Regions from separate parts of the Homo sapiens genome. Here region 2 is linked to region 1. A link is a contact called in ENCODE Hi-C or POLR2A ChIA-PET data. All regions are on one chromosome and are shown on one strand. The core of a region is the stretch at or near the end of the contact, and the rest is flanking DNA. Distances in the headings are between cores, read along the strand shown.

Region 1 (3,577 bases), core at 545-3,044:
TGGAACTGTGAGTCAATTAAACCTCTTTACTTTATAAATTACCCAGTCTCAGGTATGTCTTTATTAGCAGCATGAGAACAGACTAATATGCCTGCTTTCACTTTTTTTGTGTGTATAAATAACTCAGAAGAAGAATTGCTGGATCATGTGATAATTCTATTTTTAAATGTTTTTTGGACTTGCACTTATTTATTTATTATTTTTGAGATGGAGTCTCGCTCTGTTGCCCAGGTGGGAGTGCAGTGGCACATCTTGGCTCACTGCAGCCTCCACCTCCCAGGTTCAAGCATTCTTGTGCCTCAGCCTCCCGGGTAGCTGGGATTACAGGCATATGCCACCACACCCAGCTAATTTTTGTATTTTTAGTAGAGCTGGGGTTTCACATGTTGGCCAGGCTGGTCTTGAACTCCTGACCTCAAGTGATCTGCCCACCTTGGCCTCCCAAAGTGCTAGGATTAAAAGCGTGAGCCACTGCGCCCGGCCTATTTTTAATTTTTAAAGAAACCACCATACTGTTTTCCACAGTGGTTGCATCATTTTCTTTCTTCCTTTCTTTCCTTTCTTTCCCTTCCTTCCCTTCCTTCCCTTCCTTTCTTCCTTCCTTTCCTTCTTTCCTTTCCTTCCCTTCCTTTCTTCCTTCCTTTCCTTCCTTTCCTTTCCCCTTCCTTCCTTCCCTCCCTCCCCCGCCCTCTTTTTTTCTTTCTTTCTTTCTTTCGAGATGGAGTCCTGCTCTGTCACCCAGGCTGGAGTGCAGTGGCGCTGCAACCTCCGCCTCCCGAGTTCAAGCGATTCTCCTGCCTCAGCCTCCTGAGTAAGTGGGATTACAGGTGCATGCCAGCACGCCCGGCTAATTTTTGTATTTTTAGTAGAGATGGGGTTTTACCATGTCGGTCAGGCTGGTATCGAACTCCTGACCTCGTGATCCACCCGCCTTGGCATCATTTTGATTCCCACCAGTGGTGCAGAAGAGTTCCCAGCTTCTGTACATCGTCTCCAACACTCGTTATTTTATTTTCCTGTATTCTTTTGAATTGATGAACATATTCTAAAATTAGCTGTGGTGATGCATATATTTGTGATATACTAAAACCACTGGATTGCACACTTTAAGTGAATAAATTGTATAGTATGCGAATTATATATAGAAAACAGTTTTTTAAAAAGAAAAGTAAGAGGAGGGGGCCCTGTGGACCTGGGACATAGACCTCTGAGGAAGGAGAGCTGTTGTCTTGGGTTGGGGGAGGTTCTGTGAAGCTGGTCGTGCAAGAATTGGAAAGAATCGCAAAACTAGATTCAGCTGCTGCTACGCTAGAGTAAAGTTGTGTTCCTGGGGTGATGTGTGTAGGAACAGGAAGTAGATAAGAAAGAGCAAGTCCTTTCTTCCTCCTCCAGCCTCAGTTGCCCTCACAGGCCCCTCACAGGGAGCAGCTGGTAAAGCAGAGAGATGGTTTGGAGAGTTCCAGCTCCAGCAATAGGTTTGGAGCTGAGAGAAAATAGCTCCAGCAATAGGTTTGTTCCAAAGCCACCAATAGGTTTGGAGCTGAGAGAAAATAGCTTAAGAACTTGCACTTGATCTTGGCAACTAAGAAGGCTTCAGCAGGAATCAGACTGGTTTTGTCATCTCAGAGGCCCCAAGAGGGTCTTCAAAAAGATACCCACAAATTTGGAGGTACAGTTAAACTTGTAAATGTTCGTTGAGAAGTGGATCGATATCTTTGGAATAGTAATCCCCCTCCCTCCCTGTTGTGTCCAAAATGTAGCCTCAAGACCCACATGAAAGGCAGGAAGCTACAAGGGAGGCACAAAGCTCTTTGCCTCCTGCCTGGTGGCTGCATCTCTACTTACACTGCTTCATGGCTTAAAGAAAAATAGTAACAACAGCTAACATTATTGGCCGGGTGCGGTGGCTTATGCCTTTAATCCCAACACTTTGGGAGGCTGAGGCGGGCGGATCACAAGGTCAGGAGTTCGAGACCAGCCTGGCCAACATGGTGAAACCCCTCCTCTACTAAAAATACAAAAAAAAAAAAAATTAGCCGGGCATGGTGGCAGGCTTACAGTAGCTGTAATCCCAACTACTTGGGAGGCTGAGGCAAGAAGAATCGCTTGAACCCGGGAGGCGGAGGTTGCATGTGCCATGATCGCGCCATTGCACTCCAGCCCAGGCAACAGTGTGAGACTCCGTCTCAAGAAATACAAAACAAAACAAAACAAACAAAAAAACCCAGCTAATATTATTGAGGTCTTACCATGTGCGAGGCATTGTTCTATATTCAGTTCTTATAAACACTTACAAGGAAGGGAGTATTACTATCCCAGTTTTACAGATGAGGAAACAGAGGCCCAGAGGGGTTATGTACTTTCTCAAAGTCATCTCAGAGAGTGAACGCCAGAGCCTGGCACCCTTTGCCACGATGCCATGCTGCCTCCCAGAGTCCTGCCCTGTGCTTGTTATGACTTGACAGGCCACGTGGTCTTCCTTTTACCTATGCTGCAGGCAGCATCCCAAAAGATCTAGATGACACTGAAAACCCACCTATGCCTGGGAATTGAACAATGAGAACACTTGGACACAGGGTGGGAACATCACACACCGGGGCCTGTCAGGGGTGGGGGGCTGGGGGAGCGATAGCATTAGGAGAAATACCTAATGTAAATGACGAGTTGACGGGTGCAGCAAACCAACATGGCACATGTATACCTATGTAACAAACCTGCACGTTGTGCACATGTACCCTATAACTTAAAAGTATAATATATTAAAAAAAAAAAAAGAAAACCCACCTATGCCATCAAACCAGAGATCATGGTGAATGGTCCTGCTGCAATACACGTAGCCCCTTGAATGGTTTCAAATGCTGCCAGCATTTGCCTTGATGTCGCTGTGGCCTGACGGGCTGGATTGACATCCTCCTCTCAGAATGCAATGGGGTACTTGGTGAAGACCTGAATCAAAATTCTGGACTGGGCATGATGGTTCACACCTGCAATCCCAGTACCTTGGGAGGCCAAGATGGGAAGATTGCATGAGGCCAGGAGTTTGAGACCAGCCTGGGCAACATAGGGAGACCTCACCTATAGAAAAAAAGTTTAAAATTAAAAAATTAGCTGGCATGGTGCTGACCACCTGTCTACTCTAGAGGATCGCTTGAGCCCAGGAGTTAGAGGTTGCAGTGAGCTATGATTGCACCACTGCACTCCAACCTGGGCAATGGAGCGAGACCTTGGCCCCCACCCCCACCGCCCCCGCCAAAAAAGAAAATCTGAAGCTGAAAAAAATCTACCATTTGAAATGTTTTTCTTTCCTTTCTTTTTCTTTGACAGAGTCTCACTCTGTTGCCCAGGCTGGAGTGTAGTGGCGCAATCATAGCTCACTTTAACCTCCAAGTCCTGGGCTCTAGCTGTCCTCCCACCTCAGCCTCTCAGGTAGCTGAGACTATAGGTGTGAGCCACCTCACCCGGCTAGCTTTTTATTTTTTATAGAAACAGGGTCTCGCTATGTTTTCAGGCTGGTCTCAAATTCCTGGCCTCAAGTGATCCTCCTGCCTCAGCCTCCCCAAAGTGCTGGGATTATAGG
Region 2 (3,577 bases), core at 397-2,896, 160 kb before region 1:
GCTGTGTACTAAAAACTCGCCCCTCTCCCAGACCTTTACCAATACCACAAGCAAACTTCATGTTAAAATTTGCTCATCAATCACCTTACTCTTTTATTTATTTGGACTCCTTTCCACAGAAAATATTTTGACAAAAGTCAGAAAAGGCTTTCACTTGTTTCAAAATACTACTTGCACTGCAGAAAATATTGAATATTTACTACAAAACACTTTGATGGAAATTACAAAATGGACAGTTCATAAGCAGTTTGCAAATTCGATACGCTAATCTGAAACTATCATTCCAAAATAAGTATCTTACTGTTTGCCTAAGAACAGCTGGTTGTTCTTAGGTAAAATACTTGGGGGATAACATTCTAACATGACGAAAAACTCGTTGGCATATTTAAAGCCAATTAAAGAAGGATTTCAATGTCCAATTCGGAGTGTCCAAAGATATTTTTACTAAAGTTCTGGCCCTCCTCCCTTCCAATTTTTCCTTTGAAAACACACAAACTGCAAATTACATGCTCTAAAGAGAAGAGCTAACGTGTATTTCAGAAAACGGATATATTGGCTTAGATCAACTAGTTTCTATACGACTTCATTCTGCATTAACAGTTTGCAAGCCCTGAGAGACCAATGGTGCTCAACTCTAGTCCTGTGTCCCTTCTAGATCTTGATCTAGTACTAATTTCCTACAGGAGGGGACTATGGGACACACAGGCTCCAGCACGAGCCTGATAAAGTGTGGGCCCCGAGAACCAACTACGACGGAGTAACTTCCCTGCCTGCAGGCGATGGGCAGACGACGCTGGCAGAGCCTAGGTAAGAGTTACCTTTCACCAGCGGACTCCAAGAGTAAAACACGATGGTGGCGGGTGGTGAGGGATGTGGAGGGCGGGAAGGAATTGAATCACTCCACAACCTGCCTCCATACCCGCGCATAGTTTTCGTTGCACCCTCTACCCTCACAGAACCTTAAATTCACATTGTCCCAACAAGTTATCTACGTCCCCCTCCCTGAAGGGATATCAAATTGGGCGGGAGCTCCCGCGAACCCTGACCTGGCGCCTCCACGAAGGCTTAGGACCTGGAGGGAGGACGTTGGGGGGCGGGGAGGGCGCTTTTTCAAAAAAAGCCGCTGAATGCTTCTTCCTGTTCTCCCTCCCCTAAGGTGCTCTCCCAAGATGTACCCCCAAACCATATTCTCCCTGCCCTGCCGCCACCAGTGACCTTAGGGCTTTCCTTTGGCCTCCCACTCGGGACTTCCTCCTCCGGCTCCGCTAGGCCCCAGGACCCGGCGGCACGCACGGCGCTCGGCCTGCAGGCCCCGCCAGGCAGGCGGGCAGCGAGGTACCATCCCGGCCCATTCCCGCCGCCATTTTCCGGCCACCGTCGCCGCCGCGTAGGGGGGACCATTCCGGAGGAGGAGACTGCGCAGGGGCGCACCGGTCTCCGCCGCAGCGCACGGGGGGGGGGGGGGTGCGCCGGCTCTAGGAGGAATCCTTAAGATCTCCGAAGCTCCCCTCGCTGGCCACCCTGTGCCAAGCTAAGGTCTCCTACCAGGCCTTACCGAGAAGTCCCTGGCCTCACCCCGGCGCCCGGCGCTTCTACTTACGCGGAAAAATCCCGCGTCCATCTTGCCGCCTCGCTCGGAGATCGCTCCCTATCCCAGGGTACACCGCGCCGCCGCGACGGAGGGCGGGACCGGCGGAGGGAAAGCCGAGCGCCGGGACGCAGCGCGCGTCGTTGCGCCCGCCCCCTCCGGCCGACACGAGGCCGCGCCTGCTCAGTGCGCCGAGAGCCCGCCACGCGTGCGCACGAGCGCCAGCGGGGGCGGGCTTCTGTCAGGCCCTAAACTCCCCGGTAGGTAGTGGAGGAGGCGAACCTGACGACCGCAGCCAATGGGAGCAAAAGGGAAGGCCGTCGAGTCGCCCCGCCCTGCAAGTCCTTTTGTGGCGCGTGACCATCCTTGTTCGCGCAATGTGACGTGACCCATCCTTCGACCCGTAGTGGAAGAGGCTTGGCGTCCTGGAGTTCCATGAAGCGATTGAAGAGAAAGGCTGTTACCTCAGAGTGACGCGGGCGAGGCGGCCCGTGCGCCGACGAGAGGCCTGCGGCTTCCCTCTCGTTGTGAAAGTTGTGATTGTGTAGGTTTTACGCGTTTACCAGACGAGAGAGGATTGTCTGTAAAGCGGTCGAGCCTGGCAGCAGACATGAAATCTGCCTTGTAGCTCAGCTTGCTCAGCCTTTGGAGGAAGCTGGAAGTGTCCAGTAGATGGGTTTCGGTTTCGGCGGCCCGGTAATCACGCCGCTGGGCAGGACGCCCGCCAGAGAGCCGTGGTCCTCGGGCTCTGCCTCGGGCTCTCCCCAGCCCGGGTCTCGGACTCCGAGAAGCACCAGCTTCCTCGCAGCGCCTCGCCTGGCCGCCCTGGTGCCTCTGCTCTGGCTGCGAGGGCCTTGGGTTGGATGCGCACTGCTAGATTTTCTTATTTTGAAAATTATTGGCCGGGCGCGGTGGCTCACGCCTGTAATCCCAGCACTTTGGGAGGCCGAGGCGGGCGGATCACGAGGTCAGGAGATCGAGACCATCCTGGCTAACACGGTGAAACCCCGTCTCTACTAAAAATACAAAAAATTAGCTGGGCGTGGTGGCGGGCGTCTGTAGTCCCAGCTACTCGGGAGGCTGAGGCAGGAGAATGGCATTAACCCGGGAGGTGGAGCTTGCAGTGAGCCGAGATCACGCCACTGCACTCCAGCCTGGGTGACAGAGCGAGACTGTCTCAAAAAAAAAAGTTATTTTTATCTAATAAAGCAGAGATGGGGGTCTCGCTCTGTTGCTGGTCTCGAACTCCTGGCCTCCCAAAGTGCAGGGACTTCAGGCCTGAGCCACCGCGCCCGGCCCCACTCTGCCAGCTTTTTCGCAAGCGCTTCTCGCCCTTCTCGCTTCCCTTTCTCGGAGGGAAAGCCGGCGTCCCTTTCTCAGAAAGGCCTCCTCCGGCCATCTTTTGCATCGTTCCCGCCCCCACACACACTCTCGCCTCCCTTTTCTCTTTTTTTCCATGGCACTTAGCCCACCTGAAAGTATGTGTGTGTTTGCTCTCGTGGCTGGAGACACTAGCTGTGTGCTGGAGACATCCCTGCATCTCCAGCTCAGACTTCTCTCTTGACCGTCCCACGTGCCCCAAGTTGAAATCCTGATTCCTTCGCCCTCCATCCACCAAAACCACAAACCACCTGCCCTTCCCAGGGTCTTCCCTGGCTCCCGCTGACCGCAGTGGCTTTCCTTTGGTGTAGGACGCAAGCGTGTGTTACTCTTGACTCCTTTCCTTTACCTCGGCTTTCAAACCATCAAGAAACCCTCCCTGCTGTCATCGTGGTTCAGGGCACCATCGTCTCTTCCCTGAACTGCGCTAACCCCCTAAGTGGTCTTCCTGCTTCTACCCTGGCCACTCAGCATCTACTCTAAGTGTAGCCGGCAGGGTAGTTCTGTTAGAAAACCTTAATCAGACACTTTTCTCAAAACCTTCCAGCAGCCTCTCATTTTTGTTAGAACAAAAGCCAAAATCCTACCTGATGCACGCTATTTCGTCTT

Evidence for each region. A loop is a pair of places that touch in the nucleus more often than their neighbours do. ChIA-PET counts read pairs that join two places held with the same protein, here RNA polymerase II (POLR2A). Pooled maps may share reads with other maps.
Region 2: a map of CD4-positive, alpha-beta T cell shows a loop between it and region 1 (3-fold over the local background). The contact joins the promoter of SRRM1 here to the enhancer-like site in region 1. A Hi-C loop is called at or near these places in 5 of 168 maps with a recorded cell type or tissue (CD4-positive, alpha-beta T cell, CD4-positive, alpha-beta memory T cell, mammary epithelial cell and 1 more) and 12 of 50 pooled maps. POLR2A ChIA-PET finds 5 or more read pairs at or near these places in 11 of 52 experiments (AG04449, CD4-positive, alpha-beta T cell, CD4-positive, alpha-beta memory T cell and 7 more).

What each region holds. Positions count from the first base shown.
Region 1 is chr1:24,484,673-24,488,249 of GRCh38, reverse strand. No RefSeq gene overlaps it. Among named protein-coding and RNA genes, the nearest start is that of RCAN3AS, 16 kb to the left of the region's middle. Within about 2 kb of position 1,794, at least 3 of the 41 ENCODE cell types and tissues checked have a DNase peak (open chromatin) inside an H3K27ac peak, as active enhancers do; they include CD4-positive, alpha-beta T cell, where a contact is called at or near this core.
Region 2 is chr1:24,641,371-24,644,947 of GRCh38, reverse strand. SRRM1 (serine and arginine repetitive matrix 1) reads right to left here and starts at 1,646. Exons shown (of 17, transcript NM_005839.4): 1 at 1,601-1,646. The coding sequence starts at 1,621. RefSeq lists silencers at 1,265-1,324, 1,585-1,904 and an enhancer at 1,975-2,074.